Regions from separate parts of the Homo sapiens genome. Here region 2 is linked to region 1. The links are chromatin loops, found by intact Hi-C in ENCODE. Cell type or tissue: Caco-2. All regions are shown on one strand. Links, peaks and the distances in the headings refer to the core of each region. The heading gives the core; the rest is flanking DNA. Region 1 holds the start of LOC107986549 (a long non-coding RNA gene). Region 2 overlaps SMOC2 (SPARC related modular calcium binding 2).

What was found. A loop is a pair of places that touch in the nucleus more often than their neighbours do. Peaks named below come from ENCODE experiments on the same cell type or tissue, not always from the same donor. Only the 100,000 strongest peaks of a DNase experiment are listed, where the experiment ranks them.
Region 2: a loop joins it to region 1, with 15 times the contacts of the local background. A loop is called at or near these places in 1 of 110 quality-filtered maps.

The regions. Positions count from the first base shown.
Region 1 is chr6:168,366,971-168,382,353 of GRCh38, forward strand. LOC107986549 (a long non-coding RNA gene) reads left to right here and starts at 630. Exons shown (of 3, transcript XR_001743904.3): 1 at 630-861; 2 at 1,172-1,868; 3 at 2,027-3,314. In Caco-2, for the core only: no CTCF peak of the experiment used is centred there; DNase peaks (open chromatin) are centred at 3,736 and 6,121.
Region 2 is chr6:168,491,064-168,506,446 of GRCh38, forward strand. The region is part of intron 1 of SMOC2 (SPARC related modular calcium binding 2); the gene reads left to right. Among named protein-coding and RNA genes, the nearest start is that of SMOC2, 58 kb to the left of the region's middle. RefSeq lists an enhancer at 5,874-6,592. In Caco-2, for the core only: no CTCF peak of the experiment used is centred there; a DNase peak (open chromatin) is centred at 8,418.

The sequences.
Region 1 (15,383 bases), core at 3,713-7,712:
ATGTGTCACTTCTACTATCCTTGGATAGAGGAATTTTGGGTTATTTTTATCTTTTATTTTACACTTTCAATATTGATTATTACAAAACACGTGTATCTTTCATATTTAGGAAAAATCAAGTAAATCTATTTCAACGTTTAAAATATATTGAAGCACTGCTCCATAAATATTATTTTAAGAAGAAAGTATTACTCCAGGTTCACGGAGAAGGAAAAAAAAAATCACAAGAAGGCTGTTTCCTGAGGCCTATTTACAAAACATTCACATTGATCAACTTTGGAAGTCAGGCTCTCAAAGGAAATGTGCACAGAGGTGCCCATGTCTGATATTCTTATCCTGTAGAGGAAAGGAAGTCAGCCCAAGCGGGTCTGAGGCTCACACACTGACCACGGAGGAAACCACACTCCGGGTTGCTTTGCCCATCGGCGGCAGGGCCGGACCTCAGGGCTCTCCTGACACTGGCGTGTTCCAGTCCTGGCTGCATCTGAGAATCACCTGGAAACTTTAAAAACGCGGGTGCACGGTCCCGCGGGGCTTCTGATTCACTCAGCCTGGGGTGTGGCCTGGCCATCAGGACTTTAAAGCTCCCCAGGATGTTCTAAATATCCTGCCAGGGCTGAGAGCCTCTGCACTTTATCATGCTTGCTCTCCAATCCCGGCTAACTGGCTCCTGGCCACAATCCCAGGTGAGCTGTGGTCAGACGCATTTGTGCTGGAAGGCTTCGCAGCTTGGCTGGATGGGGGATGTCTGGTTTTGGCCCAATTTCTGCCAGATGATAGATGATCTCACTGCTTCACTTCAATCGTCTCTAAAATGGATCTGGACGTCTTTTAACCTTATGTCTTCCATCTGCAAACACAGTGAGTAACATCAGAGATGATCAATGCGAATACGGCCCCAAGAAATTGCAAACAGCTCTCTAATATCGCTAATACCTTTTACTATTATGCAGTCAAGATTAACCCAATGCTGGGCAGATTAAAATTATGTTCTTAGTTGGAGCCTCTAGGTGAAAACCTCGTCTTAGTAAAACTGTACTTACAGTCAAATTCCACTGACACTCAAAGCGTTACTATTATTTTCATTTTTATCTTAAAAATTATTTGCAGATTCACTGGCTCTCCTTGAATCTCTCAGTGTTTTGCAACTCCATTTTAATCTCTTTTCAAGGTTCTGACAAATGCCATGACAAATGAGAAAAGAGTGTTGCATTTAAACAAAAAGTTTAGCAAGAGGAGAGGCCGTGACACTGGAGATGGAGGAGGCACTCCAGTTCAGTTGTGAGCAGTCCTGTCCGGATTCCTTCCTGTCCGGATTCCTTCCTGTCCAGATTCCTTCCCTGGCAGAAATCAAACTTGCCATGAGCTGTGAGTAGTCCTGTTTGGATTCCTTCCGTGGCAGAAATCAAACTTGCCATGCATTTGTTCCTTCTATCCTCTCTCTTTGAATTTCAAAGAAGAACTGGAAAAACAGTAATTATTCAAGATTTTAAACTGTAATGCAGTGAAATACTCCTTTCCTCAGGATAGCAGGGTCTTTCCTGGAGGCAGGAATGTGCGACATCCTTTGGAAAAAGTTCTCTTATTCACGGTGTTTCGCAAACCTGGCAATGTGTTCAAGTCAGCCGGGGGCTTCAGGAGGGAGAATTTCCCAAGAAGAAGGTCACTTCTGGACTCGCTTTCTGGGACATCAACGGACTCACAGAGAATCCGAAAATCAGAGAATCCGTGGCAGGGGAAGGCAGAGGTTGCCTGTTCCTTTACTTAGAAGGAGCTGAAGGCCTTTGTGAGGACAGGTCCATCCAGGAAGCTCCTTTGGGGAAACCAAGCAGAAAGGAGGCCTCAGGAAATTCCCTGAGACACAGACTGTAAGTATCCACCCCCCACCCCAGGCTCCTTATTTTGGTCCTCTCCCTGCTTACATACCAATTACAATGCCTAGGTCAGGACCAAAACACAGGAGAAGGTAACAGCAGTAATGGACATAGGAGTGAGGCCACCTGGCCAAGTGTGATCTTGCTTCCAGGACCGTCGAATGCACACACAGCCAAACGGATGTGAGACCACACAGCTTATCCTGCCGCCTGCCTTCTGCAGCTGTGTTTCTCAGCTTTCCTCCCACCCCAGGATTCAGCCTGCCTGGCCCAGCGCTGCCCCTTCTGCTGTCCTGAAGGTCTTACCTCCTGCGGCTCCTTCTGTCCCATCCTGGTGGCTGCCCACACCCATCTTTCGAGTGCCCACCTGTGCAAATCCCAGCACTGCCTCCCTCCTTCTGTATGTACTGCTCAACCCTGCACCCCACCCTGCTCCCCACACCATGGTGGGAAGAAGCCCCCTCTTTTCCTCCCTGTGTCCTGCACCTGGAGCAGAGCCCACGTGACGGAAACCCAGGAGCTTTCCTTGAGGGAATAAAAGCGAATAGGACTGGGCGCAGTGGCTCATGCCTGTAATCCCAGCACTTTGGGAGGCCGAGGCGGGCGGATCATCTGAGGTCAGGAGTTTGAGACCACCCTGGCCAACATGATGAGATCCCGTCTGTACTAAAAATACAAAAATTAGCCAGGCGTGGTGGTGGGTGCCTGTAATCTCAGCTATTTGGGAGGCTGAGGCAGGAGAATCGCTTGAGCCCGGGAGGTGGAGGTTGCAGTGAGCCGAGATTGCGCCGTTCGCACTCTAGCCTGGGCAACAGAGCCAGATTCCATCTCAAAAAAAAAAAGGAACGGAAGGCTCAGGTCAGTGCTGTGCTAGGCTCTTCAAATACTTGCTCTGGTATTTAAATTAAAACAATGTATCTAGTTGAGCTTCTTGTTTACATTTTTTTTTAAAGACAGGAAGATGCTTCCATTTTCCCACAGTTAATTGATTCTATCACCTACTAAAAGTAGGAAAGAGCTCTGGATGGAAAAGCCCCTTCCATCCCGACAGATGCTGAACACCAATCCACAGCTGCTTTCCAGCCCCAGGGAGAAATCCCACGTGGGCCTCGTGTGGTGCGTGCACACAAAACACAAGACGCACACGCTCACCAGCAGGTCATCCACGTGACGTTTACATTTCATGCTGTACCTGACGCTGCGTCCCTACAACATAAAATCACAGTGTGTTGCTTATAGACCTGAACCCTCAATATAATGTCACATCCGACTGTACACAATGTTTCTATGATGAATACGTTTTCGGTGCAATGAGAAAATGAACAATCAGCACAAGTGTGAGCTGTGTCTTAGAGTTACTTTATTGGTAACATACAATGCTGTTTCTTTTTATTGTTACAATAAAATGAACCCATAAACTCTGTGCTATAGTGCCCAGGAGCTGACAGACAGGAGAGGGGCTGTGACTGCCTCATTAAGAATTCATGAGAAGATTTGCCCGGAGCTGGGGAGGCCTGGCCGGCCTCCCTCTCCCGCGCTTGTTCCTGAATTAAAGTGTTCACGTGGCAGGGCCCGCTTTGGACAGCATCACCACTGCCACCAGGGGGCACCCTCGGCTCACGCTGAGCCCGGCCCTCCTGCCCGCGGTCGGGCTGGGACCGTCCTCTGGGCCTGCATCCGGCCTGGGACCCTTCTCCTTGTCTGTGCCCGGGCTGGAACCCTCCTCTGGGTCTGCGTCCAGGCTGGGACCCTCCTCCTTGTCCGCGCCCGGGCTGGGACCCTCCACTGGGATGCAGAAAGAGTCCTGGGACGAGTGGACGTGCACAGAGGTCTCCACAACTCCCTGCAAGCTCGGTTACACCCAACCTCAAATCATCTTCTCTCCACCACGCTAGAGCCAACCACGCCTCCCGAGGAGCAGGTGCCTCCTCTCTGAGTGGCCGGAGAGACCCGGATGTGATGTCAGCGGCGCAGCAGGCGAGAAAAGCGGGGAAGGGCGTGGGGTCAATCGGCTGACGGCAGGAGCCCGGGGGGATCTTTCCAAGGCGTCTTGGCGAGTCCAGGCTGGGCCCTGGATGTCGTGGCCGCAGGGTCGGGGTGTGGTTCCCCGGGAGCGGCAGAGCTTGTGTCCCCGCTTTGTCCCCTCAGGTTGGTGGGCACGTGGCACCCCAGGATACACAGGACTGTGTGATTTAGAAAAACACCACGCGGACGAATTGTTATTTTGCAAACCTGGCTTGTAATGAATGCTTTGATCAGAAAATGCAAGGCTGCCTGACCCCCTTTCTGTCATCTTTGAAAGAAGGAGGCAGAAGCCACGATCTGACCAGCACAGGAGCCCAGCCTGGAAAGTCAGGAGAGATGAGGCTGCCGGCCAGATGCACGTGTTTATGAAACAGCCTAGGCAGGATTTGGGGAGCGAGGGCCCTGCCTTTTCCCCTACATCACTTGCCCTTAACCATTCTCATGTTAGCTTTGGAGCCAGCTACATTTCCACGAGGCTCGCTCTAAAGTAACACCAACTTTTTAAGCGGCAAATGTTTGAAGGTGCCCACCAGCATGTTCCTCACTGTGAAATGCCTCGTTTGATCCCGCAGGGTCAGAGGTGAGAGCTGCTGGGGACCTATTTGTTGCCATCACTGATCAGACTAATTTAAAAAGAAATGACTGCTTGAGCCTCACGTGACCAGCCTGAGACGAACTGATCTTAGGAAAAGCTGCACACCTCCTGTGGCCACGACTGATGATGGGAATAAATTCGTTTCCAGAGCTTGACAGGAAAATCACCTCCCTTCAGAAAATGACTAACAGTGTTTTGTGTTTGATACCACCTTTTAGCTTGTCCCTCAGGTCTGATTTAACCTGCGGGTAGAGTTGATTCTAGTCATCTTGCCATGTCTCCTCGTCCTACAAGGACACCAGCCATTGGATGAGGGCTGGCCCTAACCCAGGATGACCTCATCTGAATTGCAGTACATCTGTAAAGAGTCTATTCCAAGGAAGTTCATGTTCATAGGTGCTGAGGGGAGGGATGGGACACCTCTTTCTAGGGGACACAATTGAACCCATAGCCAGTGGTCCGGCTGCATGGACAGGGAGGCCGCCGAGGTGCCTCCTGTCCCCCGTGCAGAAGGTCACGGACTTGCAGGAGTGGCTCTCCCACCATTAGACGGTGCTGCAGCCTCAGGGACGGGCCCCCCAGTGCTCCTCCCTCCTCAGAGGGGAAACTGATCCCGGGACCTGCACTTCTCAGGGACGTGGTGCTGTTCCCATGCTCTGTACTCTGATTCTGAAAAGACCCGCCCAGGACGCCGTGGCCTGGTGATCCTGGCCTCCACATGCAGTTCCCCGGAGGGCTGGGAGGGGATGTTGGGAGAAGTGAGGAATGATCATGGCTGTTCAGGTGCCTTTGGGAGGAACCTTGGTTAGACACCCAGGACCCAAGCTGGCGAAAACGGCCGGAGGCACTGGAGCCAGGCGTCAGAGGTCAGGCCCAGCAGCACCAGGTGTACATGCACATGCACACTGGCCCAGGCACATGTAGCCACGCCCATGTACATGCACACACACACATGAATGCCTACGCATGTGTGCAGCATGCACCCCCATCACAGGCCAGGCCCATGTACACGCACACACACAAAAACACCCACATATATGTGTGCAGCACTCACCCACATCACAGGCTGGGCCCATGTACATGCCCACACACATGAACGCCCACACATATGTGTGCAGCATGTACCCACATCCCGGGCTGGGCCATGGCCAGGCGTGTGGCCTTCCAGCTCAGGGCTGCCCCTGGGGTCTTTGTCTCATGGTGAGGCAGCGTCTGGGCTTTCCCCCTCAAACCCAGGGCTGGCGCCATGACCCATTCTGTGTGGCCGCCTGTCTCTTTCTCAAAAGAGTGGTCTCATGGAAGGTCTTAGAGCTGACACCTGGGTGAGGATAACAAAGCCTCATTCACCGGGCTGTGCTCATTTTATGGCCAATGTTTGGTTCCCTTGAAGACCCAGGCTACTTTGATGTGAACGTTTGCTCCTTCAGAAGTCAATGTTGTTGATTTGGAGCAACGGTTCCCCTAACCGAGCTGAGACCTTCCGTAGAACTCCGCAGGGGCAGCTCTTCCTAATCGCCTTTTATTGCTTTATAGGTGCCTGTAGCTTGGATAAGCTGGGGCACAGCAGGCCGTTATTGATAAGGACATTTCATACCTAACAAGGGCCAGGTGACATTTCCTCGTGGCTGCCCGTAGGGATGTGGGCTCAGATGTGAACCGAATGGAGAGAAAGAGACGATTGTGAAGGGAAAGGAAAACAAACGGCCACCTGCCCTGCATCCATGAAAGAACACCTGTGTTGACTTAGCCCGCGATGAGAATTCGCTTTCCAACCAATACGGTGTTTTATTTACCTAGAAAGACCCGTATCTGCAGTTCTCCCTTTTCATCAGAAAACTGACAGCATCAAAAGGAGATAACTCCTTTTTTCTTTTAATTGAAGAAGGTGGAAGAAAGTAACTCTTTCAAGGGAAATGGCCCGAGCTGTGGGTCAGGCTCAGACGTGGGCGCTGCGGTCAAGCTGTGGTGTTTCCATCCATTTGCTGCAGGCCCAAGCCTGGGTAGGGTTCATCCTCCCTGGAGACAGAGGTGGGAGATGTGCTTTGCTGTCCTCTCTGGCTGAAGTCACCAGGGCAGAACTGCACTTCTGTGGCCGGCGTAAGTCACACTGAGAGTCAGTGTGACCCCCATGCCTGCCTCTGTTGCCCGGGTCCTGTCCCTGGCACCTCCGGAGGCCCCTTCTTCACCTTTGTGATGCAGGCTCTCCCCAGGGTCTCTACAGCCCACAGGCCCCAAGCTTCTTCCACCAATGAGTGTGCAGAATTTGGTGGCAAAATAATCATTCTCCTTATTTTTATTATGTACTCTTCAAGCAAATGTGGTACATTGAAGAATGGGAATGACAGATCCCTTCCATGCTTCTAAACTCTCTCTGATGGTCAGTTTGGAGAACGTTTTACGGTAGATACAGTTTAAGTAGTTTTTTCCCATGCAATTATTAAAGACAAGGAATAGAACATGGTGTTGCTTTTTCCAGAAGTAAGAGAGGTGCTGATAAAGGTATCAAGCCAAGGTGTCCTCCAGGGAAGGAGAAGGAGCTGGGGTTCAATGCCCAAATCCCAGGGCTTAAACTGCTGGCTGAGGTGGGTGTCCAGGCTGGATGCCACAGTAGGGGAGGCTGAGGCCAGGCCTGGCCAGCTGCTCAGCCTCTGTGTTCCATGCTGTGATTTCCAGCAATCCAGGAGCGGTGGGGATGGATGCTCCAGAGCTGAGGATTCTTGGCTCAACCCAGGGACCCAGACCCTCCCATGGTCCCAGTCTCAGGACCCCATGAATGACCAGCCAGCAGACACAGGCTCAGGTGAAACTCAACTCACTTCCTCCCACCAGCTCCCGCCATCCCTCTTCTGCCACTGGCTGCACGTAGCCTCCCGGGGGGCTGGCTCAGGTCCAGCCCAGCGGCCATCCACACAGCCGGCGGGTACAGCTCCTCGGAGCCTGGGAAGGACAGAGCCCGCGAGGCACCTGGGTCGCAAGTGCGAAGTGGACTCCTTTTCCCTTTTCTGGACGACACAAGGGAGGGATATTGTTGGAAGGGACCCTTCCTTCCAGAGTCTGCTGCCAGCTGAGGGCACCCTGCCTTCCCGGCTCCTCCTCGCCGAGGCTGGGCTGGAGGAAGCCCTGTTTGCAGCTTCCCTGTGGTGGCTGCGGTCAGTGTCTCTTGTTTGAGGGATCTCGGGCAGATCTCACTCTGACCCAGGGTGAGAACAGACACCAGGCTCAGCTATGGCACCTCTGGTTTTGGAAGCTGAGTCCTCCTAGCCAGCTGCTGAAACATGTGAACTCCACTCCACGGCTGCCCAGGGCAGTGGCATTTGCACTGTGTCCCCTGAGCGCTGGGGTTTTGCAGACGTGACCTAGGGCGGGGTGCTTGACAGCAGGTACCCCCGGTCCCTCAGCCCCTTCTCCCCCGTCAGCCCTGCTCTTCTCATTTCATTTGTTGGGGTTTCAAAGAATGATGTTTGCAAAAAGGTTCTGATGCCAAGAAACCGCGAGCCCCGGTGGCTAGGGATCTTGGATCACCACCTCTATGGACGCTGCAAGCCTGGTGCCTCCCCAACAGAGTCATGGCATGATGGCCTACCCCAGACCCATTGTCAGGCCAGCCCAGCAACCGTTCCCCTGGGACAGGGAGTGGGCCTTGGACCTGCCTCCAGCCTGCCCTCCATCAAAGTGACTCTCCATGGAGAAGCCACAGGTCCCTGGGGCAGGTTACAGTGCATGGGTGTGGGGGCAGATGGGTGGATTTGAGTCTCATTTCTGTCACTATTTAGCTTTGGAAACTTAATCACCACATGTGATCCAAATGTCTTATCTGTAAGATGAACATAATAATGACGACTTGATACAATTGTGCCAATTAAAGAAAGCAGTGTTCTCGGATACCTCACAGGTGCCTGGAGAGTGATCCCTGTTGGCTGCCACACTGCCTGCAGCCTCTGATGGGAACCCGTGGCCCTGCCTCGGTCCTACGTTCTCCCGGATTAGACCAGCCCCTAAAAGTCTCTGCCTTTCCCCTCACAGGGCCTTTGTTCCCCCTGCCTCTTCAGCCCCATCTTGCCTCTTGTTTTTGTTTGGGAATGAGCTCCTGTGGACATCCTGAGGCTGATGTGGACAGGGAAATCTGGGAGATAGAAATCCATGGCTCTTTTCTTTTCAGCAATATAGTCAGCTGTGTCTAAGGAAAATTTATTATGATAGAAAATTTTAAAAATATGGTCTAAAACAGGCTGGGTGTGTTGGCTCACACCTGTAATTTCAGCACTTTGGGAGGCCAAGGTGGGAAGATTGCTTGAGGCTAGGAGTTTGAGACCAGCCTGGGCAACAAAGTGAGATCCCATCTCTAAAAAATAGAAACATTAGCTGGGCATGGTGGCACACACCTGTAACCCAGCTACCTGAGAGGCCGAGGTAAGAAGATTGCTCAAGGCTGGGAGTTTGAGGCTGCAGTGAGCTGTGACGGTGCCGCTGCACTCCAGGCTGGGCAACAGAGCGAGGTCCTGTCAAAAAAAAAAAAAAGTCCTAAAACAGCAGCCGTGGGTATTATTTTGAGCCTGAGTGAGAGAAGGCATGAGAAAGCCCAACTATAGACAAGGAATATCAGTGCCAAGGTAAACGCTAGGGTATTCCGCCCACATACTCAGTTAGGAACTGGGGTTCTTATTTGAAAATGGCCCATGGATATTTAGTAATAAGACGCAGTTGCGAATCTGGTTTTGTATCTTAAAAGCCGGGACAGCCGTGTTTAATTTTGAATTACCTTTTAAAATTGTAAAAGAGGAATTGTTCTGGGGTGATGTGATACAGACGAGAACCAGGTGCAGCTGGGCCTCCCCCACTCACCTGGCCTTTCCTCTCAGCCTTTGTGGCATGGTTGGTCCCCGCTGCTGTGCGGCTCTGCTCTTAGCGAGGTAACTCAATATGAGAATTAATTACCCTGTATTTTAATAGCCACATCGAATCAAAGGTTGGGTACCAGCTCTAGACTCTTGGCCCATCTGTCTCTAGAAGCAGGTCAATATGATGGAATAATTTTTTAAAATGGTTTTCCCTTAAAAATCTCTCTCCATATGTCTGTTTGTAAACATCTTAAATTTATCAACATAATGGTGTCCACACATTTGATAAGTTAGAATATCTAAGCTAATATATCTTTTTTCCAGGGCCTCATAAAATCTGATGTTTGTAATCTTCCTGTAGTTAAAATGTAAAAATAAAAGCCTGAGACTGCGGAGAGGGCCCTGTCCCAGACGCACATGGCTAAATGCGTTTTTAAAGTACAGGCATCTCTTGGGGGCTTTTGGTTTGGTTTGATTTTGGTTTGGGGTTTGCATTTTCATACCACAAGATGCTAAGTGATCTGTTGATTCAGTAAAGTATGTATTTAATTTCCAAAGAGGGCTCTGCGAAGGCTGGCGTCGTGAAGCAGCCAGGACGTAGAGCTGAATGAAGGGCCAAGACCCTCACCGCCCCCCACTTCCTGGAGGGCCCCACCTGGTGATGGTGGAGAAGCCCAGTGCCAACTCCAGGGATTCCCCAGCACCGCCCGGAGTGACACTGGCAGCCTTTCTTGCGTTCCCTTTAAGGGAGCTGCTGGAACCTGCATCCTGGCGACAGTGCTGGGCGTGGCAGACAGGCCGGGTTCAGGACTGGCTCATTCCCGTGGCAACATGGTCATCACTCGAATTTTTCTTGTGGGCATTTTCTGTTCTTCCACCAGCCTCCGGCTGTGAATGTAAGTGGAAGAAATCAGTGAGTGTTTAAATCTGATGTTGGCATTTCCACTCTTCCCGGCCTCTTCCAGGCCTGGAATTCACCACCGTGATGACCTCCAGGCCAGGTCACCTCTCCCTGACTTCTGATATCCACACAGCCTTGGGCGGAGCTCAGAAAAAACCTGCTAGTTCTGAATTCTGCGCTCTGGGAACCTCAGTGTCTCTGCGGTTCTTGCCCCTGAGAATTCCTTATCTGTGGTCTGCACTCTCCCCCTGCCCATGCAGCTGGGAAGGCTGACATTGATAGAATGGTCTCCAGGCACCCCTGGCCTTGGAGGTGGGGTCGTCCCCGAAAGACAGTTCTGACGCAGGCCGTGTGGCCACGTGCTTCTTGCAGATGGAGCTGTGTGGGCGAGCTCCTCCCAGCTGCACAGTTTGATGGATAGATCCTTCCGATTTCCTCTTCTACTTGAGTTAAACACCTACTCATATTCAACTGGCCAGAGCTGCCAAGTCCCACTGGGACGCGGTGAGTCCAACAATCTCCCGCACAGTCCTCCTGTTCCGGCTCTGATACCGGCTGACGCCTGAGCTCGGGCGGCCAGGCCCCCGGGACCTCTCTTTTCTCCTGGCTGAAGCAAGAGACAGTCAGTCCCTCGAGCCTCTCCCAGAACTGTCAGCAGTCCTTGCTTGTCTGTGATTTAATTCAACTTTATTTTCAAACTGTTCTTCCCTGGCAACCTAATAAATCAGCATCAGAACTGGAACACACTCCTGAGGTTACTCCTTGATTCTACCCCAGGTGCCATCAGCTGCCTGTTGGACCCGTTCTCCCGCTCACCCCCCGTTTCTCCTTCTCCACAGAGTGTGCCGTCTGCTCAATGCCCTGGATACAGCGGGTGCTTCTCAGAGGAAGCTGAGTCTACCCCAGCTGTCAGGGATACACCCTCACTAGTCCAAAAATAAGGTTTGCTGCAGAGTTTCTGGGGAAGGATTTTTGCTCTAAAAAAGACATACGGAGAGATTGAGATTTTCCCCTCTCCACTGGATTTCGTCTACTTAGGTGCAATGGTGTGTTCTTACACCTAGCCTGAGAATGACCACACGCAAGTTGGGGCAAGCTGAGTGACCGGAAGGAGCAAAGCTGAGTGACCGGAAGGAGGCAGAGTCTCAATCTCACACAGTCCAAGTCCCACACAGCCCGAGTCCACACAGCCTGAGTCCACGCAGCCCGAATCCAAGGAGCCTGAGTCCACACAGCCTGAGTCCCACAAAACCTGAGTACCTCGCAACCCAAGTCCCACACAGCCCGAGTCCACACAGCCCAGGTCCACACAGCCCGAGTCCCACACAGCCCAAGTCCCATGTAGCCCAAGTCCACACAGCCCGAGTCCCACAGAGCCCACGTACACACAGCCTGAGTCCCAAACAGCCTAAGTCCCATGCAGCACAAGTCCCACGCAGCCCAAGTCCACACAGCCTGAGTCCCACACAGCCCGAGTCCACACAGCCCGAGTCCCACGCAGCCCGAGTCCACGCAGCCCGAGTCCCACACAGCCTGAGTCAACACAGCCCGAGTCCCACACAGCCCGAGTCCACACAGCCTGAGTCCCACACAGCCCGAGTCCACACATCCTGAGTCCCACACAGCCCAAGTCCACACATCCTGAGTCCCACACAGCCTGAGTCCACACAGACCGAGTCCACACATCCTGAGTCCCACACATCCTGAGTCCACACAGACCGAGTCCCACACAGCCTGAGTCCCACATAGCCCGAGTCCCACGTAGACCAAATCCCACGCGGCCCGAGTCCCACGTAGACCAAATCCCACGCAGCCCGAGTCCCACGCAGCCTGAGTCCACACAGCCTGAGTCCACGCAGCCTGAGTCCACGGAGCCTGAGTCCACACAGCCTGAGTCCCACACAACCTGAGTACCTCGCAACCCAAGTCCCACACAGCCCGAGTCCACACAGCCCAGGTCCACACAGCCTGAGTCCCACGCAGCCCAAGTCCCACGTAGCCCAAGTCCACACAGCCCGAGTCCCACAGAGCCCACGTCCACACAGCCTGAATCCCACACAGCCTGAGTCCCATGCAGCACAAGTCCCACGCAGCCCGAGTCCACACAGCCTGAGTCCCACACAGCCCGAGTCCACACAGCCAAAGTCCACACAGCCAAAGTCCCACGCAGCCCGAGTCCCACACAGCCAAAGTCCCACACAGCCCGAGTCCCACACAGCCCGAGTCCACACAGCCTGAGTCCCACACAGCCCGAGTCCACACAGCCCGAGTCCCACAGAGCCAAAGTCCCATGCAGCCCGAGTCCCACACAGCCTGAGTCCACACAGCCCGAGTCCCACACAGCCCGAGTCCACACATCCTGAGTCCCACACAGCCCGAGTCCACACATCCTGAGTCCCACACAGCCTGAGTCCACACAGACCAAGTCCACACATCCTGAGTCCCACACAGCCTGAGTCCACACAGACCGAGTCCCACACAGCCTGAGTCCCACATAGCCCGAGTCCCATGTAGACCAAATCCCACGCGGCCCGAGTCCCACGTAGACCAAATCCCATGCAGCCCGAGTCCCACGCAGCCCGAGTCCACACAGCCTGAGTCCACGCAGCCCGAGTCCACGGAGCCTGAGTCCACACAACCTGAGTACCTCGCAACCCAAGTCCCACACAGCCCGAGTCCACACAGCCCAGGTCCACACAGCCCGAGTCCCACGCAGCCCAAGTCCCACGTAGCCCAAGTCCACACAGCCCGAGTCCCACAGAGCCCACGTCCACACAGCCTGAGTCCCACACAGCCTGAGTCCCATGCAGCACAAGTCCCACGCAGCCCGAGTCCACACAGCCTGAGTCCCACACAGCCCAAGTCCACACAGCCAAAGTCCACACAGCCAAAGTCCACACAGCCAAAGTCCCACGCAGCCCGAGTCCCACACAGCCAAAGTCCCACGCAGCCTGAGTCCCACACAGCCCGAGTCCACACAGCCTGAGTCCACACAGCCCGAGTCCCACACAGCCCGAGTCCCACACAGCCTGAGTCCACACAGCCCAAGTCCCACGCAGCCCAAGTCCCACGCAGCCCGAGTCCCACACAGCCTGAGTCAACACAGCCCGAGTCCCACACAGCCTGAGTCCACACATCCTGAGTCCCACACATCCTGAGTCCCACACAGCCCGAGTCCACACAGCCCAAGTCCCACGCAGCCCAAGTCCCACGCAGCCCGAGTCCCACACAGCCTGAGTCAACATAGCCCGAGTCCCACACAGCCCGAGTCCACACAGCCCAAGTCCCACGCAGCCCAAGTCCCACACAGCCCGAGTCCCACACAGCCCGAGTCAACACAGCCCGAGTCCCACACAGCCCGAGTCCACACAGCCCGAGTCCCACACAGCCCGAGTCCACACATCCTGAGTCCCACACAGCCTGAGTCCACACATCCTGAGTCCCACACATCCTGAGTCCCACACAGCCTGAGTCCACACAGCCCGAGTCCCACACAGCCTGAGTCCCACATAACCCGAGTCTCACGTAGACCGAATCCCACGCAGCCCGAGTCCACACAGCCTGACGCCCACACAGCCCGAGTCCCACACAGCCTGAGGCCCACACAGCCCAAGTCCGAGTCCCACGCAGCCCGAGTCCACACAGCCCGAGTCCACACAGCCCGAGTCCGAGTCCCACATAGCCCGAGTCCCACGCAGCCCTGCTGGGCGATGCACTCATGACATGGGGCGTGTGATTTTCCCACTGCAGCTGCAAAAACCACACACATTTGGTGGCTCAAAACAACACAAATCTACCATCTTGTAGTTCCGTGGGCCAGAAATTAGTCCCACTGGGCCCAAGTCAAAGTGTCCACAGGGGTGGCCCCTTCTGGAGGCTCCAGGAGAACCCCTTCCTGCCTGTTCCAGCTTCCAAGGCCACCGTGGTCCTCGACTCCTGGCCCCCGCTATCTTCAGAGGACATCGCTTCAACCCCTGCCCCTGACACCAGGGCCCCTTCCCTCTCCTGAGGTCAGCGGCCCTCTGCCTGTCTTTTCCAGGGACGCCTGTGATTAATTCGGGAAATTTAGGGCCCACCCAGATCATCAGGGTCATCTTTCCTCTGTGGGCCCTTTCCTCAATCACATCTGCAAAGTCCCTTTTGCCACGCAAGGCCACATCCCCAGGTTCCAGGGATCAGGGCGTGGCACCACGGGCATCAGATTCCAGGAATTAGGGCGTGGCACTGCGGGCATCAGATTCTGGGAATTAGGGCATGGCACCGCGGGCATCATGATTCAGCCTTCCACACTGGGTAAGCCGTGTCCTTCATGTTGAAGTTGTGTGCATTCTGACAGGTACAAACCTTCCATGTTAATTTCTTCATAATTAAGGAAGAATTTCCAATGGCCTCTCACCCAAGCCATGCTAAAAAGGTGAATTAATCAGGCCTGCCAAGCGCCGGCCATTGCTGCCACCCATGCCCTCCCTACACTCAAGCTCCACGGTCCTTGTTTAGAAAATTACCTACTGCCAGGCTGTGGGCATCTGCAAGACAGTGAGTGACATTCATTCAAAGAAAATACAAGAGCCCAATACGGGAGCCATGAGTCACCTGCTGTCACATTTCCACAAGACACCCATCTACCACCCACTGCCAGCAGGGCTGCTGGACTCCACGATGTGGTCACGTTTCCACCAGACACCCATCCACCACCCACCGCCGGCAGGGCTGCTGGACTCCACGAGAGTGCGTGAATGACAGCATGAGCTGGTGCCAAAACTTTCCGTTCGGAGCCTCATGGGCTTTCAGCCGGTGACCGCCCAGAGCGGCCCTGTGGCCTGTGGACACATAGACAGGTTTTCTGCCCAGGATGGTCATAGGTCTTTAATTTTTCCTGCTTATTATTTTTAATCTGGAGAGAAACCAAAAATGATGGCTGGTGCAGGGTTGGATTGAGACGCAATTGTGACATAGGTCCATTTGAAATGCTCCCGACCCCCCTGCCTGCCACTTTCTGTCTGATGCCCCTGGCTGCATGCGCTTGCAGGTGAGCCCCCCGCCTGCTGCTTTCTGTCTGACGCCCCCAGCTGCATACGCTTGCCTGTGTTGTTCATAACGCCCGGTGCTTTGCTGGGTAACGTCGCCAAGGGTTCTCCAAACCTTCAGAA
Region 2 (15,383 bases), core at 6,629-10,628, 130 kb after region 1:
ATTAAAAGGTGACCCTGTAGGACTCTGGAGAGGTCATTCCTGATGGCAGGAAATATTTCTGCATCATCTCATGCAAATCATTGCACATGCTGCTCACGCCAGCCTTGCTTCCATGCTCCTGAGTAATGCCGTGTTTTTGATCTTGGTCTTGTGGAAGCTGGAGAATTTGAACTATGAGGATGCAAGAGACAGATGATGCTGAACGGACATTAACTTTATTTTTATTAAAATCACAAGTTAACTCTCACAGGTGAAATTTTGGATGCTAAGATAATGCAAAGATGTTAGTTTCCATAACATCCGAATCATGGGATGAGAGTCAAGAGAAGAATTAGGAAAGGAGGTCTCCAAGACCTCATGGCAGTCTGAGAAGTTTCTGGCGGCTGGAAGGTGAAGACTGCTTGGTCTCATGATGATGTCACCCATGGAGCATCTTTTAAAATAAGTATTTGGGATCAATTCAGCTGTAAGATCCTCCTGGGCAACTCCCACCAGTCAGCCAGAGCTTCCTGTGCGTATGTAAAGATCAAAAACATTATTGATAATAACAATAAACTATTTAATAAAAATTTAAACCAAAACATTAATTTGATACTCTATTTAAAGTATCTGCATGAGCTGTGGGAATGTGTCTACTCTTGTCAGACACAGATACAGAAGAGCCATTGAGTTGACTTAATTGTGATTTTATTTTGTTATTTTTAAAGAGATTGCTTGTTGGCCGTATTATAAGTTAAAATTAAGCGGGAACCTTAACTGCAGAAATGATAAACCCCATGGAGAGTGAACTGTGCTGTTCATCATCTTAACTTCTCTCTGGAATAAGTGCAGGTATCGCTAACTACATCGAAATATTATTTTTAACCATTTTCGAGCCACCCACACATTCTCCCGCATTCTTCTTTTTGATACATTTCATTTTCTCACTTTAGAAGGAAGTCTCCTAATTCTGAATTTCTTTGAACATGGCTCAGTCTTACTGGTCTGCATCTGGCATTACTAATGCACTTAATTAAACAAAATAATGTCTCCCCAATTTTTTATTCATGGAAGAGAAATTACAGGTTGTATCTGAAGGGAATATTTCTCTTGAAAGGAAAAATATAGGACTTACCTATCTAAATGAGAAAAGTCAGTTGTATTTAAAATGGAAGTTTCAATTTGCCAAGCACATGAGAATACCGTTGGCTGGCCCCATCCTCTCCAAGATACGAGGCACACACACACATGCATGATGCTCATTTTTAATCCACAAGACACCCACCTACCTTTCCATAGTTTTCAGTTCACCTTCTATTTTCAAAGCAAGAACTATGCAAACATAAAGGAAGCTCTACCACCTCTCAGCCTGCTAGCCCTAGGCCAAGGGGCAAATTCGCACAACAATGGGTTGATCAAATCTGACCAATCTCAACTTCACAAAGTCACTCTTACAGGTGTCACTCAAAACCAACAACTCAGTCCAGTGATAAGGGTGAAAAAGTGTGGCAGAAAATATACACACAAGCATCTGTTACGAATTTCATAGTTATTACCACATGATTAAATAAAAAGTATTGCAGTGTGAGGTAGGTTTCTCTAAATCAACTTTTCTTTCAGTCTCAAGATGACGTGACCTACGAGGTTGATGACATTTTAGAGAGAGCACTGTCTCACAGGACAAAATGTGGATGGTGACCAGAGGCACATACCTGTCCTGACGCTCTCCCACCACCACAAAATAATTTGTCACTCTGAGCAAGACATTGCATTTCTCTGGCTTTAATATTGCCATCTATAGAGTACAGAAATGTGCCTTCTCTTCCTTGTGTTGTAGGTTTGTTAGGATCGAATGGAATCTGTTTCAGCATCACTGCATGACGTCGTAAGGCTGACTTTCCTTGAGCTCTCCATACATTGTGAAGGTAGCTTCAAAGGAAGAGTTCACAAATTTGAATGAAGACTAAATTGTTGGAATGTTTAGATATGCTCAAAAGTGATTTTTTTTTTTTGAGACAGAGTCTTACTCTGTCATCCATGCTGGAGTGCAGTGGCAGGATCTCAGCTCACTGCATCCTCTGCCTCCTGGGTTCAGGCAATTCTCCTGTCTTAGTATCCTGAGTAGCTGGGACTACAGGTACACGCCACTACGCCTGCCTAATTTTTGTACTTTTAGTAGAGACGAGGTTCCACCATATTGGTCAGGCTGGTCTCGAACTCCTGATCTCAGGAGATCCACCTGCCTCGGCCTCCCAAAGTGCTGGGATTACAGGTGTGAGCCACCACACCTGGCCTCAAAAGTGATTTAGTTAAAGAACTGACTTGAACATTTATCTGCATAAGTATGGATTTGTTAAAAACTTAATTCCTTTCCCTTCATAATCTTACTTTGTACAAGATCTTCTGTAGCTTTGCATGATGATGAAGGCAAATGTTTTGTGAATGATGTATGGATGGCAAAGTAAGTGACAAGTTTCCAGAAGCGAAGGAAAACTGTTACTGTTCAGAAAATGATGTTCAAAGTACAAAGGCCAAGATATCTTCAGAATGGAAACCACTGTGATAAGATCTGGCTGTCTAATAGTATTGCAACTTAAAATTATATTAATTTGATATATTAATATCAACATTTTAGGGATATTAAATCCTAGGTAGTTAAAATTAGCTTTTGACAAACAAGTTGACATTGCGGACATGATTTTATTTTTCAAAAAAGTGTATAAGTCCTAGTTTTTCTTTTCTTAGTTAAATGACAGCCAAGAAAATAAATTTCATCTGAATATTTATTTCATCAGACATATTAGTTTTTAACTGTCTTTATCTTTTCTATTTTAATTGGTTCTTGCTATTCAGTGTCTGCCAAGAATAACTTCCAGAGGAGTTGTTCTTCAAAAAACAAAATTAGATTCTATGTGGTAGCCACCTTTCATAAGTGCATTTGGTAACCTTAAAATATTATGAGTGTGGGATCATTCCGATGCCATTGGAACGATCCTGAAGTCTTTTCTCTGTTTCCATCATAAACCTCATTGTTTTCTTGGTTTGACATTATTCCAGGCATATTGGTCTGAATCTTGGCAAGTGTATTAGATGGTTATTCCAGATGTTACTAAGAGCAGTTTTCCTTCTACACGCTCTGAGTGCAAGCATTCTTCATGACATGGCAAAGCTAAGAGCAGCTTTCCTTCTACACACTGTGAGTGCAAGCGTTCTTTAGGACATGGCAAAGTTTTGGTCTGGGCTCAGGTAGTTCAGTGGTAGGGCAGGCATGTGATAAGCTGGTCTCCTTAGGTTTCAGCAGACACGCACCTAATGCGCACCCAACCAGTAAATACATGAAAAGAGTGAATACTTTGCCTCTCTTCTTCCTTCTCCTCTTTTTCTGAATTTAACACCTAGATAGACTTCTTCTTGGCTTTAGCCGAAACACTTTACTAGGGCTAAAGTGCCCATCAGAATCTTTTTGGATAAATGAACACACACAGCAAACATTTTCTTCTATGCATTTTCACAGCCAACAAGATAGGGGATCACTTCCTAAGCACGTTGAAAATGAGTGGGCAGTGCCCTTTGACTTACGCTGCTTAGAGTGCCACTGATTTCCTGGTAAGCCTAAGACTTGGAGGAGACGTGAATGGAGAAATGCACCTCTCCTCATACTGGGGTTTTGCGATTCTTTCCCAAAGGGCTGGGAGTGAGAGTGAACCCTCGGCTGGAGCAGCCCCATCCCAGCAGCTGAAGGGCAAGGGAGGTGGCTGGGAAGGGCGGGCACCACTTCGCTCCCAGCTGCTGGGATGGAATCACAGCCTTGTCTAAGTGCACTGGGCCTGGGAGGGCTGGGATGGACCATCCTGGCTGAGGCCTCCCTCTGCCTGCAGTTCCTGGGGAATAGGGAACCTCCCTTGGGCCGGGGTGTGCTCACCTCGCTCGGCCTTGCCCCTTCCCTCATGCCTGCATCCTCCAGGCCCCGCCTCTGGCACCTTCCTGAAACCCGCAGGGAACCTGCTCACACCATGACCCTTCTCAGAGGGTCTAAGGTAAGAGCAAAACAGGGTGGGCTCAGGACACAGACACCTCCTGGCTCAGAGTGGTTCCAGGAAAGCCATGCTCCTGCGCCCTATGTGGGCTCCTGCAGACCAGGCTTTGTCTTGCTCTGAGTGAGTCACAAAGGAGGGACCTCCGGCCAAGGGAAAGGCTCCTTGTGGCCCAGGTGTAGGTCCCTCTGCGGGTCCACCCCCCTCTAACTGAGGCCCTGTGGAAAGCCCACCGTGGCAGGTGGATCTTCTTCACTTCCTCTCTCAGCCACTGGCTGACGCCAGCCAGGGTGACCTTGTCCGCGGCTCCCGGTGCCCACCGCTGGGGTCGCTTCCAGAGCTCCAACATTTTCCTTGGGAACCTGAGTTTTTAATTCTATCTCTTTGTCACATTTAATTTTTCTATAAAGTACAGATCGTAGATGTGGGATGCTGTGAGCACCTCCCGAACGATAAATGAGTGTGTGTTTGCTGTGGTGGCAGCCCTGAAGTTCGCAATGCCCGGGAAGCGTTTGGTGAAACTTTAAAGAAAGCCCAGGTGACTCCTCCTGGGGAGCAGCGCTTCGCAAACACCTCAGGCCTGCGTCTGCCACTCCCACACTGCCTGCCCCCTTTGGCCACAGGACACAGGCGTGACCCGGGTCACAGGGCTCTGCTAGCTCATGGCTTCACTCACCTGCGCGGTTCCCTGGCAGCCTCACCCACCTGCAGGGTTCACCTGGGGGCTCCACCCACCTGTGCAGTTCCCCATGGTGGCTTCACCCACCTGCACGGTTCACCCACCCACACGGCCCGCCCTGCCCTCCTTGGCCTCCTCACCGATGAGCGGTCAGGGCCGGGCCGAGCTGGGAGCTCAGGCCTCAAAGCCTATGGGTGCCCTGCATGCATTTCCTCTCGCCTCCTCGCTCTTTTCTTTTAATGTCTAAAATACCTTTGAAGTCCCTCAAAATCCTCTGTACTCCCTCCACAAAAGTCTCCAAGCTTCTCATCCTCCTGTAATTAAGGTGTTTCTATTCTCTCTGTAATTAAAAGTGTGAATTTCAAGACACTGTTCTTAAGTTACTCTGCTTGGCATTTAGGATTTGTTCGATTGGTCACAGAGCCTGGAAGCTTTTCGGTACTCATCTTGTTGCAACTGTTTGTTTCTTGGGCATTTTGTGGAAAACACTGGGGTTTGGGAAGGCAGGGTGGGGAGTGCTTGCCCTGCAATCCCTGTTTCTAGATAACACTGTCTGGAAGAGCTGTCTGCAGTGATGGAAATGATTTATGAGCTGCCTTGTCCCAGACAGCAGCCACTAGCACAGGAGGCCATGAGGACTCAACACATAGCAAATGAGCGACTGTCTTCAGATTTTACTTCATTTTAGTTAATTTAAACGTGAATAGATTCATGTGGCTAATGGTTTGTGTGTTGGACTGTCCAAGCCTGGGGGAAGCCTACCCATGCTCGGGGGTGATGGTGGAGTTGCAGACGGGACCAATCGCCTGTCGCCCCAGCCCTCGAGTTCTGTCCCGAGAGGTCCTTTCTTCTGAGAGGTTTCTTCCTTGGCCGGCACCTGGACGGGGCTGCGGCCTGAGAGGTGTCAGGTGAAGGACTGCAGGAGGCAGCGGTGAGGGCCCCCACCCTGGGGCCTCCCGAGCCCTTCCCTGCCCATCTCCAAGATTGCACTGTGCACCTCAGCGTGGGGACCCTTCTGAGTGGGGTGTGATGGCTTTTCAGTTGTTCCATTTCAGAGGACTGTGGGGAGAATTCTCTTGGAAGGATTCCATGTCTGGGCTATCGCATAGTGTAAACAAAGGCTGTCGAAAATTCAAAGAATCTGTTTTAATGCGTGACCCAAGGTGAGAGGGGAACAGGAGCCTGACCGGAGCCCCCACCGCCTCTCCTCCAGGCGAGGGGAAGATGCGGCCCCCGGCAAGCATGGGGAAGGCTGAGCAGAGGGCTAGAGGGGGCTCTGTGGCCCAGGCCCGCCCCTTCCTCTCAAAGCCTGTGAGTGTAAAGCTATGCGAGAGCCCTGGGGCTGCCGTCCTGGGGAAAGAAGGCCCAGCCCTGGCCCTGTGGTTAAGGGCCCTGGTTGGAACGGAGGGCAGGGCCCGGGCCCCAAGCCCATGACTGGGTTCTCCTTCCCTCGCAGAGGAGCCCGGTGGTCACTGGGAGCCTCAGCTGTGCGTGGTCAAATGAGGTGCCTGGGCTGGCATCTTCGTGTGTTCCTGGGTGACCCTGTGAGCAGCTCCGTTTAGCCTCCAGCCCTGACAACATCCCTTCCCAAAGGGACGGCCTCTGCACCTGCCCCCAGGCGTGGGCAAAGGGGATCCAGCTCTTTTTATTACAGAGAAAAGAATTCGCCCTTCCTTTCATAGGTATCTGTGGCCTCCGCGGCATGTGGTGGTGAATGCGGATGGAGGTGGGGGTCTTCTTGAGTGCCCTCTCTCCTCCAGGGACCCTCCTGCCTACCCGGGCAGTGGGCACGCAGATCCCTCAGTGACGGGGGAAGCAGGTTCCTAGGAGTCCTGAGTGGGAGCAAGAGGCCTGCCCCCGGAACGTACCGTTCTCTGGACATTCATGGGACCAATCCCCGTTAGGAGCCCGTGGTCTTGTCAGGAAAACCTGGCTCAGATGAAGTGAGAGACAAACTCGGTTTTCGGGTTATTCAATCATCGCCCTGCATTGGCAGCTAAGCATTCTTAGTTTTGAGGTCTCCTTACAACCACGTTTTGCCCCCCACAAAGCAAAATAAATGGACACAGTCAGAACTGTGATGATGGGGGGTGCTGAAGGGCTATAGGTGACATTTAGAATAAAATGAAGTCTCACTGCCTTTAGATGGAGACACAGGGCTGGAGGCTGCCTGGACTTTATGCAGAGATCAGAGGCCCCTGACCTTTACCGCTGGGCCATTTTGTCGTACTTTTAACTCACGGGACTGCACAGCCGCTGCCCATACAGGGGAGCCGTTTCTCTTCACCAGCATGAGTGGGAGACAGGTGATCTGTGGAGCTGCCTCTCGGACATATTGTTTCCAGCAAGGATCTGCCTTTCTGTTTCCTATTTTAAATCCTTCAGTTATGCCTCTCAGTGGAAATGATTTCACCGAATAACACAGTCTCCACTGAGGTTTGGCTAAGAAACAAATTATCTGGTATCTTGGCGTTTGGATGCATTTCCCTGGCTTTCCAGGTTACTCTCATATTCTGTAACATGTATTTTAGTGTAATTTGCTCTAAATGCTTTGAAATGAGCAAGAGCCTCAGAAAAGAAACTCTGGCTGAATGCCTTTGAAAATGTCACTTCATCAGCAAACGCATTCGCTATTCCAGGGAACCCTAAGGACAGAGAGGGAAAGAGTGGCTGTCCGGCGGGTAGTTTAGCTGTGCCAGAAAATGTCGAGGCTATCAGCGAATTTGTGAATTATATACTGTAATAAAAACAGAGCTACTTCTTCAGTAAAAGAGGTCAGGTCATTGGGGTTGTCTGTGTCCCTGGAATGGTAGGGGAGCCGCTCTTTTCTGATCGCCCTTCCTGCTGCAGGCTGAGTGGTGAGAGAGCCGCAACATGTGACTGTGTTGCATGAGGACGGCCAGGGCCCATAGCCTGTCTACTACACATGGAAACCCTGGGTCCTCCCAGCCCTACGAGTCAGAGTCTCTGGGGGGATGGCCAGGGCCCATAGCCTGTCTACTGCACATGGAAACCCTGGGTCCTCCCAGCCCTACGAGTCAGAGTCTCTGGGGGGATGGCCAGGGCCCATAGCCTGTCTACTACACATGGAAACCCTGGGTCCTCCCAGCCCTACGAGCCACAGTCTCTGGGGGGACAGCCAGGGCCCATAGCCTGTTTACTACACATGGAAACCCTGGGTCCTCCCAGCCCTACGAGCCACAGTCTCTGGGGGGACAGCCAGGGCCCATAGCCTGTCTACTGCACATGGAAACCCTGGGTCCTCCCAGCCCTACGAGCCACAGTCTCTGGGGGGACAGCCAGGGCCCATAGCCTGTCTACTACACATGGAAACCCTGGGTCCTCCCAGCCCTACGAGCCACAGTCTCTGGGGGGACAGCCAGGGCCCATAGCCTGTCTACTACACATGGAAACCCTGGGTCCTCCCAGACCTACAAGCCAGTCTCTGGGGGTGGAGATGAGAGTCCATTGCCCGGGAGACGGTGCTGCATGCTGCCGCTGAGAGCCACTGCGATTCCAGGTGCCGTTGGGCATGTGGGAACCGCAGTCCAACGTGTGCTTCATACTTACTTTCATGGTTGATTTGTACTTTTATTTTCAGATACTTCTCATTTAACCTCTGTAATCTTGTCACTGGGTAATCACTCCCCAGGTAGCATGTTTGCTTTTGCTATCAGTAAAGGTCGGAGTTTATCTGATCTTTTGTGCGTTGCAGCCCAGAGACCGATGAGCTATACATGAGCTATGAAGTGTGCGGCAGATGGGGCAGTGATGAGAGTCAAACCTTCAGGTTAGAAGTCAGATCAGTTTTTCCCTATATGCCTACAGCAGAGAATTCCAACTGTGTGTTACCTCCCAAAGTTTTAATTGTCTTCTACGTGTGAAGGAAATAAGTTTATGTATTTCCAGTGCGTATACTTTTATGTCAATTGGAAACTACTACTTTATATCCAGTCATCCTGTAATTTTCCACTGGGAGCCCGTGAGGAGCTACACATTTCATTTTTTTAACCAGAACCAATAGGGGACTGTGGAGCAGATTGGCCCTGGGGTCCCACGCTGACCAGCAGTGCAATCAGGAAGGAGTGAGTTAATTAATCACTCTGTTTCCATGTTCTTCTCCGCACAATTGGACTAATGATAGCATTTAATGCAGAAGATTGTTAGGTTAAAGGTACTAATGCAGTAAAGTGTTTAGAACAATGCCTGGCCCGGGTGCTCAGTGTTCAAGCTGTGAGCAGGGAAAGAGGCTAACAGAGATGAAGTCCATGCCGGGTGCAGTGGCTCATGCCTGTAATCCCAGCACTTTGGGATGCCAAGGCAAGTGGATCACCTGAGCTCAGGAGTTCGAGGCCAGCCTGGGCAACATCCCAAAATACAAAAATTAGCTGGGCATGGTGGCCCCTGTGGTCCCACAGCAACTCGGGAGGCTGAGACAGGAGAATCACTTGAACCCAGGAGGCAGAGGTTGCAGCGAGCCCAGATCGCCCCACTGCACTCCAGCCCGGATGACAGAGTGAAACTCTGTCTCAAAAAAAAAAAAAAAAAAAGAAGAAGAAAAAAGAAAAAAGAGATGACATCCGAAGAGGGTTGAGCAAGAGAAGGGGAGACTGAAGTAGGAGGAGAGGGAACTCTGAATGCTGGAGGTGTTTTGTACTTGGTGTTGGCGGGTCTCCTGTTGACTCGGGTGGAAGGACAGCATTCACGCGTGGAACCTGACGGGGTCCCTCACGGAGGTGTTCTAGGGTCTCCGCGTGGTCATGCCCCGTGTTCTTGCACTCATTTTCTCCAACACCTTCTCTCGGCCCTGCTACTTGCCCCGGTGATTCTGTAGGGACCCCGGGTGGCTACGCGAATGTGGCTCTGAAGACAACACTCTTCACTGAGCTGCAGCTCTGGCCAGACACTGCTGGACTCCAAGGCCATGTGGGTGCACAAGCTTCTCTACCCCCCGAGGAGGTACCGTCCATGGGCTCAGGAGCACTGGGCTTAGAGTCCATGCCCATGCATTCCGTGTCTACAAGGGTACTGCTTCACAGTGGCCGCCGAGGACGCACACGAGTGCTTCACACTCATCCAGGGGCATCTCGATTCTCACTGGGACCCTGGATAAGAAGCACTTTTGTAGCTAAAGCAATAAGGATGGTGCCTGAGGCTGCATGAACCCCCGGAACACTTTTAAGTGACCAAAAGCATGACAAGACTCTCCGACAGAGTGGGCATTGCTTATGAGAGGGGGAAGTTCAGCTGTGTTACAGTATTTCATAGGGGACTTGTACAATCTACCTTGTGCCTCTAAACACTTCTGACCCCTAAGAATCGTGGCCGGATGCTAAGGATAATCTTTCGTTGTCATTGCCAGAGATAATTATTGCATTAATGTAACACCATCCTCATCATATCTTATTAGGAAGAATTTTAGAATAACAGAGCTTCTACTGAATCTCAAATAAAACTGGATTGGAACAATGAATAACCTGAGAGATTTCTTAAATTATCTCAAAAATTACTAACAGGGAGGAAAAACATCCATTTTCATCATTGAAATTAACATGGATGTGGAGACAGGGAAGGAAAATAAACACAAAATAAATGTTTTGGAAAAGGAGAAGAGAGTTGCAGAGCAAAAAGTACAATAAAGCACCATCCGTCCCTTGCTGCGGTGCCAGGAACCTGCATTGTCCATCCCTCGCTATGGGGCCAGGAACCTGCATCGTCCCTCCCTCGCCACGGGGCCAGGAACCTGCATCATCTGTCCCTCGCTATGGGGCCAGGAACCTGAAGCCCATTCTGCAGAATGTGAGGTGGGGGGAAGATGGAACCAAGAGCTCTAGGAAATCCTGGCTCAGGGGACCAAAAGCCAGTAAAGCATTGGTAAATGCACTTATAAAAAGTTCCAGGTCCACTAAAAAACAATAAAGGCAGTGTGGCAAACAGAGAAACAACCACGGCCTCAGGGCTCCTGCTTTCCTCTGGGATCTCCGTACCCAACAGCGTCACCCAGGGGTGGCTGGGGTTCAGCCTTGCTTGGTTGTGTGTGCATCCTGAGAGGTCCGTCTTGATTCCCCACAGAAGGTGGGAGCGTCTCCAGGCGTTTGGTCCTGAGAGGGGCTGCCTCGCCCTGGCCACATCCTCCTGCACATCCCTTGGGTCTTCCCGCTGGCTGCAGATACCTCACTCTGGCAGCTCTGTGCAGGGCTGAGCCCCTGCCCTCTTTCCTGCATCTGCCTCCATCTTTCCCAGGCTTCCTGAAGAAACCTGCTCTCTCTTCTTGAACTTCTAATTTAGCTCCCTTTTTACTGCACACTTCTCATTTTCTCTTTGAAAATGATCACCAGCAAGAGGATCCCTTAGTGCTCACACAGTAGAGTTGAAATGGCAAACATACCCTATATTCATTTAAATGGTAGATAAGCAGGACCTCTGCTCCAAGGGCTTCTTGCAAATAACATCTTCATATCTTTTCCAAACACTTTCTCGTGCACTATCACATTTTGTTTTCACGATCATCTTTATGAAACAGGAATCCTTGTTATCACCTCCATTGGACAAGTGAAGAAATCAGCTCTCACATGGCTCCATACACGTCCCTGGTCACTTTGCTCTTCTGCCATCGCCAAGGTCAGCATGTTCCCTTTGACCACAGAGCCTTGCCAGCCCGATGGCCCTCCATGCCCTGCATCTGCCCACAGCCACCTTCTGCGTATTTATTGGGTTTGTGGCTGTAATCTAGTCATGCAGATTAAAACAAATTCATCTCATTCAATTGTTTGCTCTTGGTTTTAAGGTCCTATGGATACCCAGTAAATAGAACAAAAAGGCAAAAGGGGGTCAGGAATGCCGATGGGACCTACATTATCACCACTTTCCTAACTCACTGAGTTATTTCACTCAGACTCTTAAACTTACTAAGACAAGCTGCCTTTGAAAAGCTGACGACCAGTGTCTCTGATTCATGCCTCACTTACTTTTTTATTTTATTTTAATTTAATTTAATTTAATTTAATTTAATTTAATTTATGTTATTTTGAGACAGAGTCTTGCTCTGTCGCCCAGGCTGGAGTGCAGTGGCACAATCTTGGCTCACTGCAACCTCCACCTCCTGGGTTTAAGCGATTATCCTGCCTCAGCCTCCTGAGTAGCTGGGATTATAGGTGTGTGTCACCACGCCTGGCTAATTTTTTGTATTTTTAGTAGAGGTAGGGTTTCACTGTGTTAGCCAGGATGGTCTTGATCTCCTGACCTTGTGATCTGCCTGCCTTGGCCTCCCAAAGTGCTGGAATTACAGGTGTGAGCCGCCGTGCCTGGCCTTTTTTTTTTTTTTTTTTTTTTTTTTTTTTGAGACAAAATTTCACTCTTGTTGCCAAGGCTGGAGTGCAGTGGCGCAATCTCTGCTCACTGCAACCTCCGCCTCCTGGGCTCAAGTGATTCTCCTGCCTCAGCCTTCCATGTGGATGGATTACAGGCACCCACCACCATGCCCAGCTAATTTTGGTATTTTTAGTAGAGACGGGGTTTCAGCATGTTGGCCAGGCTGGTCTCGAACTCCTGACCTCAGGTGATTTGCCTGCCTCGGCCTCCCAAAGTGCTGGGATTACAGGTGTGAGCCACCATGCCTGGCCACCTTGCTTGTTTTCTAAATGAGCAGAGAGCACTTACGTCACGTCTCCACAGTGAGCTCCTCCTGGTGAGTCTCTGTGCTCCTGTGAGGCACCTCCGTCAGCAGGGCTGTGCTGAGGCTGGGAAGCAAATGCCCTCCCCGCATGGTGGTTTTCTTCATGGTACTCGTCCACATATGAAAGAGCTCGTTATTTTATCCTCACAGCTACCTCAAAGGTGACAAGGTATTATTACTCTCATTTTACAGATTAGCAAATTGAGTGTCAGAGATTGCACGGGTGGAAAAATGCAGAACCAGCATTAACTCTCCCCTGTTGGTGCAGAGCCCAGCGGCACCACCCATTTGTGCTAGGAACATGATGCCGGCTCAGTGTCCCGCAGAGGCTGTGGTGGCCAGAGCCCAATGTTAATGCCCCCAAACTGAGCATCTGTGACTCAGTCTAGTGCATCAGGGAGGATCAAAAAAACGCACCACAAAATTGGTGAGATCCTGTGCAGAGTTGGCTCGTTGGCCTCATCTGTGTCATGTTGAGGACAGCACACTCCCCAGAATCCTCTGCCGGAGGGAGGAGCCCAGCACCTCCTTGTTTTCTGTTTGAACCCCGGTCTCCTCAGGTCCTCAAGTGATGCCAGCACATTGATTTGAGAGGCACTGGCCACCACGATGACACACGAGGCCTGCTTTCAGTGGCATCCTTTCCGATTTCTTCCTACTGCTGGCCTTGACACATCCACGTCTGTGGATTTGCCCTGGGATGCCAGCTCACATGGCTTCTCATCCAGCTCCTCTGGGTTCCTTAGATGGGCGGTCCCCAACCTTTTCGGCATGAGGAACGTTTGACATTTTTTCCATGAACTGGTGGGTGGGGGATGGTTTCCAGATGATTCAAGCATGTTACATTTATTGCGCACTTTATTTCTATCATTACATTGTAATATATAATGAGATAATGTGCAACTCGCCATAGTGTAAAATCAGTGGGAGCCCTGAGCTTGTTTTCTGGCAACTAGATGGTCCCATCTTGGGGAGAAGGGAGACAGTGAGAGATCATCAGGCATTAGATTCTCATAAGGAACCCGCAACCTAGACCCCTCAGATGCGCAGTTCACAATAGGGTTCACACTGCTGTGAGAATCTAATGGTGCTGCTGATCTGACAGGAGGTGGAGCTCAGGGTAATATGAGCAATGAGGAGCAGCTGTAAATACAGATGAATACAGGGTTGGGGACCTCTGCCTTAGGTCATCTTTTAGGAAGCAGCAGATATCCCCCCAGATCAGCTTTGACTGATCTTCCCTCTGAGCCACTCAGGCACCTGTGTTCTTCCTTATACAGCGTGGTCATTTGTGGATGTACATTTCTGCCCTCTGGATTTTCAGCTTCACTAGGGCAGGCTCTTCTTCAAAATCCCATCCTCCTGGAGGCTGGTAGAATGCCTTTTACAGAGAGGGGTCACTTAATAACTATTTAATACATTCAGTTTAAGCTGGGTCTGACTTTTGAGCTAACTGGAAACATGAGGCTTTACTCTTAAAGACTGGGAGCAAGAAGTCGAAGACAATAAAATACTGAAGTTAAGGGTTTCTAAAATACATATAAAGTGGTGCAGCTAACTTCCATCAGATGCGAGATGAATGAGTGAATGAAATGTCCGTCTCTCAGATACCGGATGAATGACTGAATGAAATGTCCATCTCTCAGATGCCAGGTGAATCAGTGAATGAAATGTCTGCCTCTCAGATGCCAGATGAATGACTGAATGAAATGTCCATCTCTCAGATGCCAGATGAATGAGTGAATGAAATGTCTGTCTCTCAGATGCTGGATGAATGACTGAATGAAATGTCCATCTCTCAGATGCCAGATGAATGAGTGAATGAAATGTCCGTCTCTCAGATGCTGGATGAATGACTGAATGAAATGTCCGTCTCTCAGATGCTGGATGAATGACTGAATGAAATGTCCATCTCTCAGATGCCAGATGAATGACTGAATGAAATGTCTGTATCTCAGATGCCGGATGAATGACTGAATGAAATGTCCATCTCTCAGATGCTGGATGAATGACTGAATGAAATGTCCATCTCTCAGATGCCGGATGAATGAGTGAATGGAATGTCCGTCTCTCAGATGCCGGATGAATGACTGAATGAAATGTCCGTCTCTCAGATGCTGGATGAATGAGTGAATGGAATGTCCGTCTCTCAGATGCCGGATGAATGACTGAATGAAATGTCCGTCTCTGGGAGAAAATGTCCTGTGGAAAGTTATGTTTTCCTTTAGCATTTAAGTTTTGTATTGCGGGCTCTGAAACAGGATTTCCATATTTGCTTGGAAGATTTAGGTTCTGTGTTCTAAAAGAGTAGGACCCTGTTTTCTGAAATCTGAGGAAGTCCAGGCTTTAAAATGGAGAAATGATTCTTTAAACAGGCTTGAGTCTGTAGCCCCTCTCCCACCTGTCCCCAGTGACTTTCAGAATTGTGCAGGCTCTTCACGCACTGGGCCTCATTGCCAGTGCTGCCCTGTCTTCTGTTCAATCTCATTTCTTCCTGTGTGCACCTCCCACTAAGAAAGCAAACACGTGGATGCCATCTATTTTCTCTTGGCCTATTATTTGGAAAGTGTGTGCTTTTGAGAATTTTTTTTTTTTTGAGACAAGGTCTCACTTGCCCAGGCTGAAGTGCCCTGGTGCGTAGTCATAGCTCACTGCAACCTCCCATTCCCCGGGCTCAAGTGAGCCTCCCACCTCAGCCTCCTAAGTAGCTGGGTCCACAGGTGCACATTTATTGTGCACTTTATTTTGTTACACCCCCATACCTGGCTAATTTCCTCCCACCCCTGATAGAGACAGAGTCTCACTGTGTGGCCCAGGCTGGTCTCAAACTCCTGGCCTCAGCAGATCCTTCCATCTTGGCCTCCCAAAGCTCTGGGGTTATAGGTGTGAGCCACTGCACCTGGCCTTGCAAATCTTACAGCTACAAGAATTATGTATTTCAGAGGCAACATTTCCTTAATGTCTTCTTATGTCACGTTATCTCATATAGTCAGAGACGTATTTAATCAATATTATA